2 separate regions of the Homo sapiens genome follow, and region 1 is linked to region 2. Evidence: chromatin contacts called from ENCODE Hi-C or POLR2A ChIA-PET data. All regions are on one chromosome and are shown on one strand. The core of a region is the stretch at or near the end of the contact, and the rest is flanking DNA. Distances in the headings are between cores, read along the strand shown.

Region 1 (3,597 bases), core at 955-3,454, 60 kb after region 2:
CACGAACCAGACGTGGGAGTGACTATCTCGATAAGAAAGTGCCCAGTGCCCAATGCCCTGTGGTGGAAAGAGCTGGTCCCAGGTGCTCAAGGCCATGGGCCCCATTTGGAGCCAGAAGGTCTAGGGTGAAGTCAGAGAAGACGTCCCCTGCCCATATCCCATTTCCAGCCTTGCTGAAAAGGGCAACAGAGGCCTCTCCCTGAGGTCCCTAGCCTGCGAGACCCCCATTCTCTGCCTGACCTCTGTGTTACTCCTTAGTGAACAAGAAACCCAGAGAGAAGAGAAGCCCAAGACCAATGTGCCGACCTTGGCTTCCAGGAGAACAGAGCCTTGGTCCTAACCATCTAGCAGGGTGGCTGAGGGCCCTGCCATGAAAGAGGCACACCAGGATGAAGCAAGAGGAGGTGTTTAATGAGTTCTGGTTCAACACAGAGGCCGCCAACGGGGTCTAGCTATGAGTCTGTCCTGGGACCCGTTCCCACCAGGCCCCTTGTGGGCAGTGGCCACCATCCCTCCCTCAGGCTGTCCTGGCCCTCAAGGACCCCATGGCAGGGCCTTTTCCACCATGGCCTCCACTGTGCTGCCATCTCTTGGGAACAGGGGGTCATCCCATCCTCCCAAGAAACACTTCCTCAGGCCTGGCCCCGATGGGCTCAGGCACACCTGGCGACATCAGAAATGGGGCCCTGGAGTCCAGACCACAGGCCAGTAGTTTTGGGGGGACAGCTCCTCCACCTCCTCCACCGGCCTATCTGGGGGGCTCTGGGTGCCCAGGGGAGCCGGGCACCTGAAAGGGACAAAAAGCACAGCTGAGGCTCAGCCTCTTGCGCTCACTGGTCAAGTGGCAAATTTTGGAAAAGCCAGACCTCAGAGGATCCTTACCAGTACGTGGGTGAGTACGTGGGCCCAGCACAGGGACAGGGGCGGGGACAGAAAGGTCCCTTCGCTGTCATGGGGCTGTCACGGGGCTGAGCCTGGCTCGAGGAAGCCCCCTTTTCCAGAAGAGATGTGAAACAAGACATACAATTTCACAGATTCCAGAGCTCTGGGTACGGCCGGCCAATGCTGCTCCCCACCCAACCCCACCCCTGGGACTCTTAAAAGAGGGAAACAGAACAACTGCCTAGCCAGACCCAGGGGCCCATGACCAAGAAGAAAGCAAGCACCATGACTGGGTCCAGGCTGGCCCGAGGGGCCATGGTGCAGGTAGCCACCTGGGATGTGCAGAACAGGAGCAGCAGGACGGTGTAGGCAGCAATCAGGGCAGCAGGGGGCGCCGCCAGCACCACCCATGCCCTGCTGCGGGCACCCAGGAGGGACCCCAGGTGAAGCCAGATCCTCCTTGTTCCGACGGGAGACAGCGCCCTGCCTGGGCCCTGCTGCCCATGGTGGCACAAGCTGTCAGCACGGATGAGGCTGGAGGGCTCTGGGACCCCAGTGAGGTCAACCACACTGTCCAGCTCGTACCTCCCGTCTGTCGGGAGCCCCTCCCGCCACCAGCTCACTCTGGCCCTCTGAGTCAGGGCCTTCCCCATCCAGTCCCCCAAGCCCGCCTTGGCCTCCAGGTGACTCACGAATTTCAGCATGTTCCAGTCAAAGACGTAGTCATAGGAGAAGCCCTGCCGGTGGAAGAGGTTGCGGAAGAGCTGACGTAGGTAAGAGTAGTCGGGCTTGTCGTCAAACCGCAGGGAGCGGCAGAAGTTGAGGTATGTTGAGAATTCGGCTGGAGGGTGTTGCAGAGGATAGAGAAGGCCACTGTGAGGCCCACGCTCCCAGACCCCCTGCAGCCAGCACTGTCCTAGCCACCCACTGTCCCTAGATACTTCCAATCTGTGAGAGGCAAGAAAAGGAGGCAACAGAGCCATGGCCTTCCCTATCCTACTGTGATGAAAGCCTAGCCTGCCCGTGAGCAGAGCCTCTGCTGCTTTCAGAGCAAGGGAAGACCTGCGAACAGTGGCCAGGAGCCTCTGCCAGGTAGCCGGATCCAGGAGCCATCCATGCCCACAGCTCTTCCGCTGCCCTCGCCAAGCACCCTGGGGCCCACAGATCAATCGTTGCCATAAATTCAAAGGACTGCAAGAGCCTGACGGGACCTTCTAACACAACCTAAGCAAGAAGAGGAAAACTTCCAATTCCTCCTCAAAAACACTGGGGAGAGGGCCCTTGGGAGATGAGGCAGGAATGTAGGCCGGGAAGCAACAGGTGTAACAGCCAGGACAGGGAAACCGGGCCTTCTGGCTGTGCCAAGGAGTGGCAAAGAGCCAGGGATTACTGCTCAGGTGCCAAGGGCTGTGGGGCAGCCCAGTGTGGGCTTTGTTGTTGTTGTTTTTGAGATGATGTCTCGCTCTGTCACCCAGACTGGAGTGCAATGGTGCAATCTCGGCTCACTGCAACCTCCGCTTCCCAGGTTCAAGCAATTCTCCTGCCTCAGCCTCCTGAGTAGCTGGGATTACAGGTGGGGCTAATTTTTGTATTTTTAGTAGAGACAGGGTTTCACCATGTTACTCAGGCTGGTCTCGACCTCCTGACCTCATGATCCACCTGCCTTGGCCTCCCAAAGTGCCAGGACTGCAGGCGTGAACCACCGCGCCTAGCCCCAGCGTGGGCTTTGTATGGCCTCACCTTTCCCTTAGACAGTGCCTCAGGGGCCCCCAGGCATGTCCCCTCCCACTGGGCTACTCACAGGGATAGCCTTTGCAGAGGACCTCGATGGGCGTTGACATCTTCTTCTCGCTGATCCGTTCATACTTCTGGCGCTTGGTGGCTGCTTTGAGCCCCTGCCAGGGCAGGGAGCCCAGGTTGAAGTACATGAGCACGTAGCCCAGGCTCTCCAGGTCATCTCGACGGCTTTGCTCTGCACAGAGAGTCAAAGACTAGGTGAGGGACAGGGGTCCACTCAGGCCCCTAACTCATCCTCTGGGTCATGCTCCTCACAATGCACCAGGACCCTCCTGCCCCCACGTCGGATGTTGCTCACTGCACGCATTTTAAACAGGCACTGCTATTATCCTCCTCCTACAGAGAAGAAGCCTGAGGCAGGGCCTTCTCAACTTAATTTGGGCCTAGTTTTTCCAGTTCAGGCACTTAATCATTCAATGACTATGAGAGGGCACCTACTGCCCCCTTGCCTGGCCCACCCCGTGGAGAGGTCACAAGCTTCAGCATCAGACAGGGCCGGGGTCAAGTCCAGCTTTGGCATTAGCTAAGCTGCATGACCTTAAGCAACCCATGTTAAACCTCTGAGCCTGTATCTTCCAGCCTGCACCAACAGGGCGGAGGAGGAAGCAGGGCCAGGGAAGGCGCCCGGCACACACAGCTTGGCTTACGAAGGGGAAGACCCGACTGTGCAAGGACACGGAATAAGCACGAGCTTGGGGGCAGACGGGGTGGGGACTTTCTCACTAGAAAAGAGCCTGGGGGCCTCCATCAGGGTAGGGGGTGAGAGGGCTCCAGAGAGCTGGGCCCCAGCCAGTGGCCCCGGGTGCACACTGCTCCAGGCCTGGCTCCCTCACCAATGCCCAGGTGCGTGTTGATGGAAGCGTAGCGGGCCGTGCCGGTCAGGTTCTTGTTTTCCCGGTAGGGAATGTGCTGGTGGGT
Region 2 (3,656 bases), core at 317-2,816:
GAACGTTCTTATGCCTCTTTTCAGTGATGGGTGATCATCCTGGACAAGAATGGGCACAGTGTGTTGCAACCAAGGGGGCAGGGGTCTGCGTGGTACAAGTGACCCCAGACTCTAAGCTGTGCCAAATGGTTCCTCTTCTCCTCCCTACTGTCTTTTTTTTTTTTTTTTTAGACGGAGTTTCGCTCTTGTTGCCCAGGCTGGAGAGCAATGGCAATGGCGCGATCTCACTGCAACCTCTGCCTCCTGGGTTCAAGCAATTCTCCTGCCTCAGCCTCCCGAGTGGCTGGAAGTACAGGCATGCGCCACACGCCTGGCTAATTTTGTATTTTTAGTAGAGATGGGGTTTCTCCATGTTGGCCAGGCTGGTCTCGAACTCCCGACCTTAGGTGATCCACCTGCCTCGGCCTCCCAAAGTGCTGGGATTACAGGTGTGAGCCACTGCGCCCAGCCCCCTCGCGGCTTTTTTATCCTCTGCTGATCATGCTTATTCCTGCTTCTTTCTGCCCTGAATGCTGTTTCTGACCTCTCTTCTACTGGCTTCTTCTGAATGTCTTTCTGCACTTGGATCTATCAACTTCTTTTTTTTTTTTTTTTTTGAGACAGAGTCTCTCGCTGTCGCAGGCCGGAGTGCAGTGGTGCGATCTCGGCTCACTGCAACCTCCGTCTCCTGGGTTCAAGCGATTCTCCTGCCTCAGCCTCCTGAGTAGCTGGGACTACAGGCATGCACGACCACGCCCAGCTAATTTTTGTATTTTTAGTAGAGATGGGGTTTCGCCATGTTGGCCAGGATGGTCTCGATCTCTTGACCTCACAATCCGCCCACCTTGGCCTCCCAAAGTGGTGGGATTATAGGCGTGAGCCACCGCGCCTGGCCACTATCGAGGTCTTATAATCCTTGGCTCTATCTGCAAGAGCCACAGCCAGCCAGGGAGTCCTTCTGGCAGCAAACTGGCCTCTGGCTCTTGTGTGGCCCTGCACCTGCGGCCCTCGGCTGTGCTCACCCCGGTTGGACAGTGAATGAAGCATCATTCTCTGTTGCTGTCATGCATTCAAATCTCTTTCCCTAACAGGAGTTCACACTTTTCCAGGGGAGAAACTTGTCCTGTCCTCTCTTTCACCATGCTGGCACAGAGCCCTAGGATTCAGAGACCCAGCTGCAAGTTTGGCCTTTGGCCATTACAAGATCTGGGTCACTCTGGACAAGTTTCAGAGCCTATTCAAATTTTTTTCACATTTGTAAATGGGGATAATATATATACTCTGCCAGGTACTTGGGAGGTGAGAATGAGCTAACAGTGATGAAAAACACGTGGGAAAACTGTGAAATGCCACGCAAACATTCCTAACAAACAGCAACTGCATAAAGCGACATACGGACACCGCCTCCTGCCTCTGAACCCCAAGGCCCTGTGCCTCTGATCACAGAACTCCCCAGCACTGTCTCAGAGTTGTCTTTATGGCCCACCCCCAACCCCACAATCAAACACTGAATGCATATGGGGGGTGGTTCCCACCCTGCCCCCATCTGCCTGCCCCTCCACACCCTCTGGTGACACATGCCAGCACTATGAATTCCAGCCCTCGCAGATGGTACGTGGCACTAAGCCCTCTTCCAAGACTCAGCCCTCTCTTTGAGAACAGGAAGCACTAGTCACAGGGTTCACAGGCTAAACACACACTTATCTCCACTATCCCCCTCCTCGCCCTCCTAACGCCACTGAAATGAGAAGGAATGAGGGTGGGGTGGGGAGCAAACCTTCAAGGACAAGAGGAGTGGCAACAGCCAAGCGACATCAACAAAGCTCTGAACGCCACATGCCCACCGCTCCATGGTCACCGAGTGGCGGATGGTTGGGGGTGGGGGTGGGAGTCAGAGCCCTAGGAAAAATCAGCACTGCACATGCCAGGCAGCTCTGGTGGCTGTGGGTGAGGGTGCAGACGCAGAAGCTGGTTAAAAGTCTCCACGTGGAGCCACTGCATTACAAGTTTCAACAGAGGCTGAGACAGCTCTATCCTCAGAACACGGTCCAGCTGAGGGCAGTAATGGGACAACTTGGAGAAAATCCAAAGACTAAGCCTGAATACGAAGGGCGAGAGGTCCTCTCAGATCTCTGCCACGCTGTACCAGTCACTCAGCCTGTGCAGTGTTTTGAGGCAGGAGATGAAAAATTATTCTCTACAGAAACAGGTCCCAGAATTTAAAAAGGCTTCATTTGGTACCTGCCCCCCATGCTGCATACAAACAGCCAAGGAAACACCCCATGTTCCATCACCCAATCAGGAGGTCCAGCAATTTTTTTTTTTTCTGGGGCGGGTAGAGATGAGGTCGAGGTCTCGCTCAGTTGCCCAGGCTGGAGTGCAGTGGCACGATCACAGCTCACTGCAGCCTCAAACTCCTGGGCTCAAGCCATCCTCCCGCCTCAGCCTCCTGAGTTGCTGGTATTTTAAGCCCTTCTTATATATAAAAAATAGCCAAGGATACTGATATTTGAGGAGCGCTTCTAACAAGAAGGTCAAAGACCAAAGCGACCAAACAGAAGAAAGGAATTCAAGAGATAGAGACAATGTAGGGAACAGAAGAAAACTGCAATGACCATCCCCAGAGACCAAAAAACAATACTCTCTCACGTACCAAGAACAAGGCATCATAAAGAAAAAGAATGGAGAGAGCTACTGACATTCTAAAACATGATAAAGGAACTAAAACATTCAACAGAAAAGCTCAAAGGTAAGATTAAAAAAACAAACAATCAAAAACAAAAAACAAAACAAAACAAAGTTCATGGAAAACAGTACCAAAAAAGAGCCAGAAAATTATAAAGAAAATCTGAGGCTCAATCCAGAAGCGCGAGGTCCTACTAGCAGGAATTCCAGAAAGGGAGATTGGAAGAAAGTGGAGGGGAAGAAATGATCAAAGAAACATACAGAAAGACTTCCCAGAACCTTAAGGCAGGAGCATCCACACTGGAAGGGCCCGCCAGGTTGCCGAGCACAATGACTATCCCACCTCCTGTGAGATTTCAGGACACTGGGGATTAAGACAAGATCCTAAATGCAAAGAGGAGAGGGGGGGAAAAAAAGGCAAAAAAAAAAAAAAAAAAAAAAAGCACAAGCAGGTCACACACACATACAGGCACTAGGGATCAAATACAGCAGACTTTCCAGAAATTACATCAGAATCTAAGACAGTGAAGACATGCCTTCAAAATTCAAAGGGAGAAGGATTTCCAACTTAGGATTGTATTTCCCTTGAATACCAATCAAATACAACAATATACTAAAGATATTTTCAGATTCCACAAAATAGACCTCCCATGCACTCTCTTTCTCAGGAAGCTGCTGGAAGACGTGCTCCAACCAGGCAGGGAGAGCAAACCATGAACAAGGAGGAAACAGCCTCCACGGAACAGGTGACTCAGCACAGGAGAAGCGGTTTCCAGGCTTATGGTGAATGAAAGAGCCAGGGCAACAGCTGAGCAGCGGGAGCCTGGAAAGCAGGCATTCCTGACTGCAGCACAGGGAGAAGGCACCAGGAGAAGCGTCACGGGGAAAATGGCAGAGCTCAGGGATTCCTGGATTGGCCTGGCTTTACTGAGAGCAGGGCTGGTTGGTTGGTTTGTTTTGTTTTGTTTTTTAAATTCAACTGAAGTATTTAG

Evidence for each region. A loop is a pair of places that touch in the nucleus more often than their neighbours do. ChIA-PET counts read pairs that join two places held with the same protein, here RNA polymerase II (POLR2A). Pooled maps may share reads with other maps.
Region 1: a loop to region 2 is called in a map of PC-9, with 9 times the contacts of the local background. The contact joins two enhancer-like sites. A Hi-C loop is called at or near these places in 3 of 168 maps with a recorded cell type or tissue (PC-9, ascending aorta and ovary) and 4 of 50 pooled maps. POLR2A ChIA-PET finds 5 or more read pairs at or near these places in 8 of 52 experiments (A549, AG04450, GM10248 and 4 more).

Annotation. Positions count from the first base shown.
Region 1 is chr22:38,297,212-38,300,808 of GRCh38, forward strand. It overlaps TPTEP2-CSNK1E (TPTEP2-CSNK1E readthrough), which reads right to left. Exons shown (of 15, transcript NM_001289912.2): 9 at 3,513-3,597; 10 at 2,684-2,854; 11 at 1,575-1,723. It overlaps CSNK1E (casein kinase 1 epsilon), which reads right to left. Exons shown (of 11, transcript NM_152221.3): 5 at 3,513-3,597; 6 at 2,684-2,854; 7 at 1,575-1,723. Among named protein-coding and RNA genes, the nearest start is that of CSNK1E, 18 kb to the right of the region's middle. RefSeq lists enhancers at 1,108-2,308, 2,191-2,864. Within about 2 kb of position 2,205, at least 7 of the 41 ENCODE cell types and tissues checked have a DNase peak (open chromatin) inside an H3K27ac peak, as active enhancers do; they include PC-9, where a contact is called at or near this core.
Region 2 is chr22:38,237,650-38,241,305 of GRCh38, forward strand. All of the region lies in intron 3 of TMEM184B (transmembrane protein 184B), which reads right to left. Among named protein-coding and RNA genes, the nearest start is that of TMEM184B-AS1, 8.2 kb to the left of the region's middle. Within about 2 kb of position 1,567, at least 19 of the 41 ENCODE cell types and tissues checked have a DNase peak (open chromatin) inside an H3K27ac peak, as active enhancers do; they include PC-9, where a contact is called at or near this core.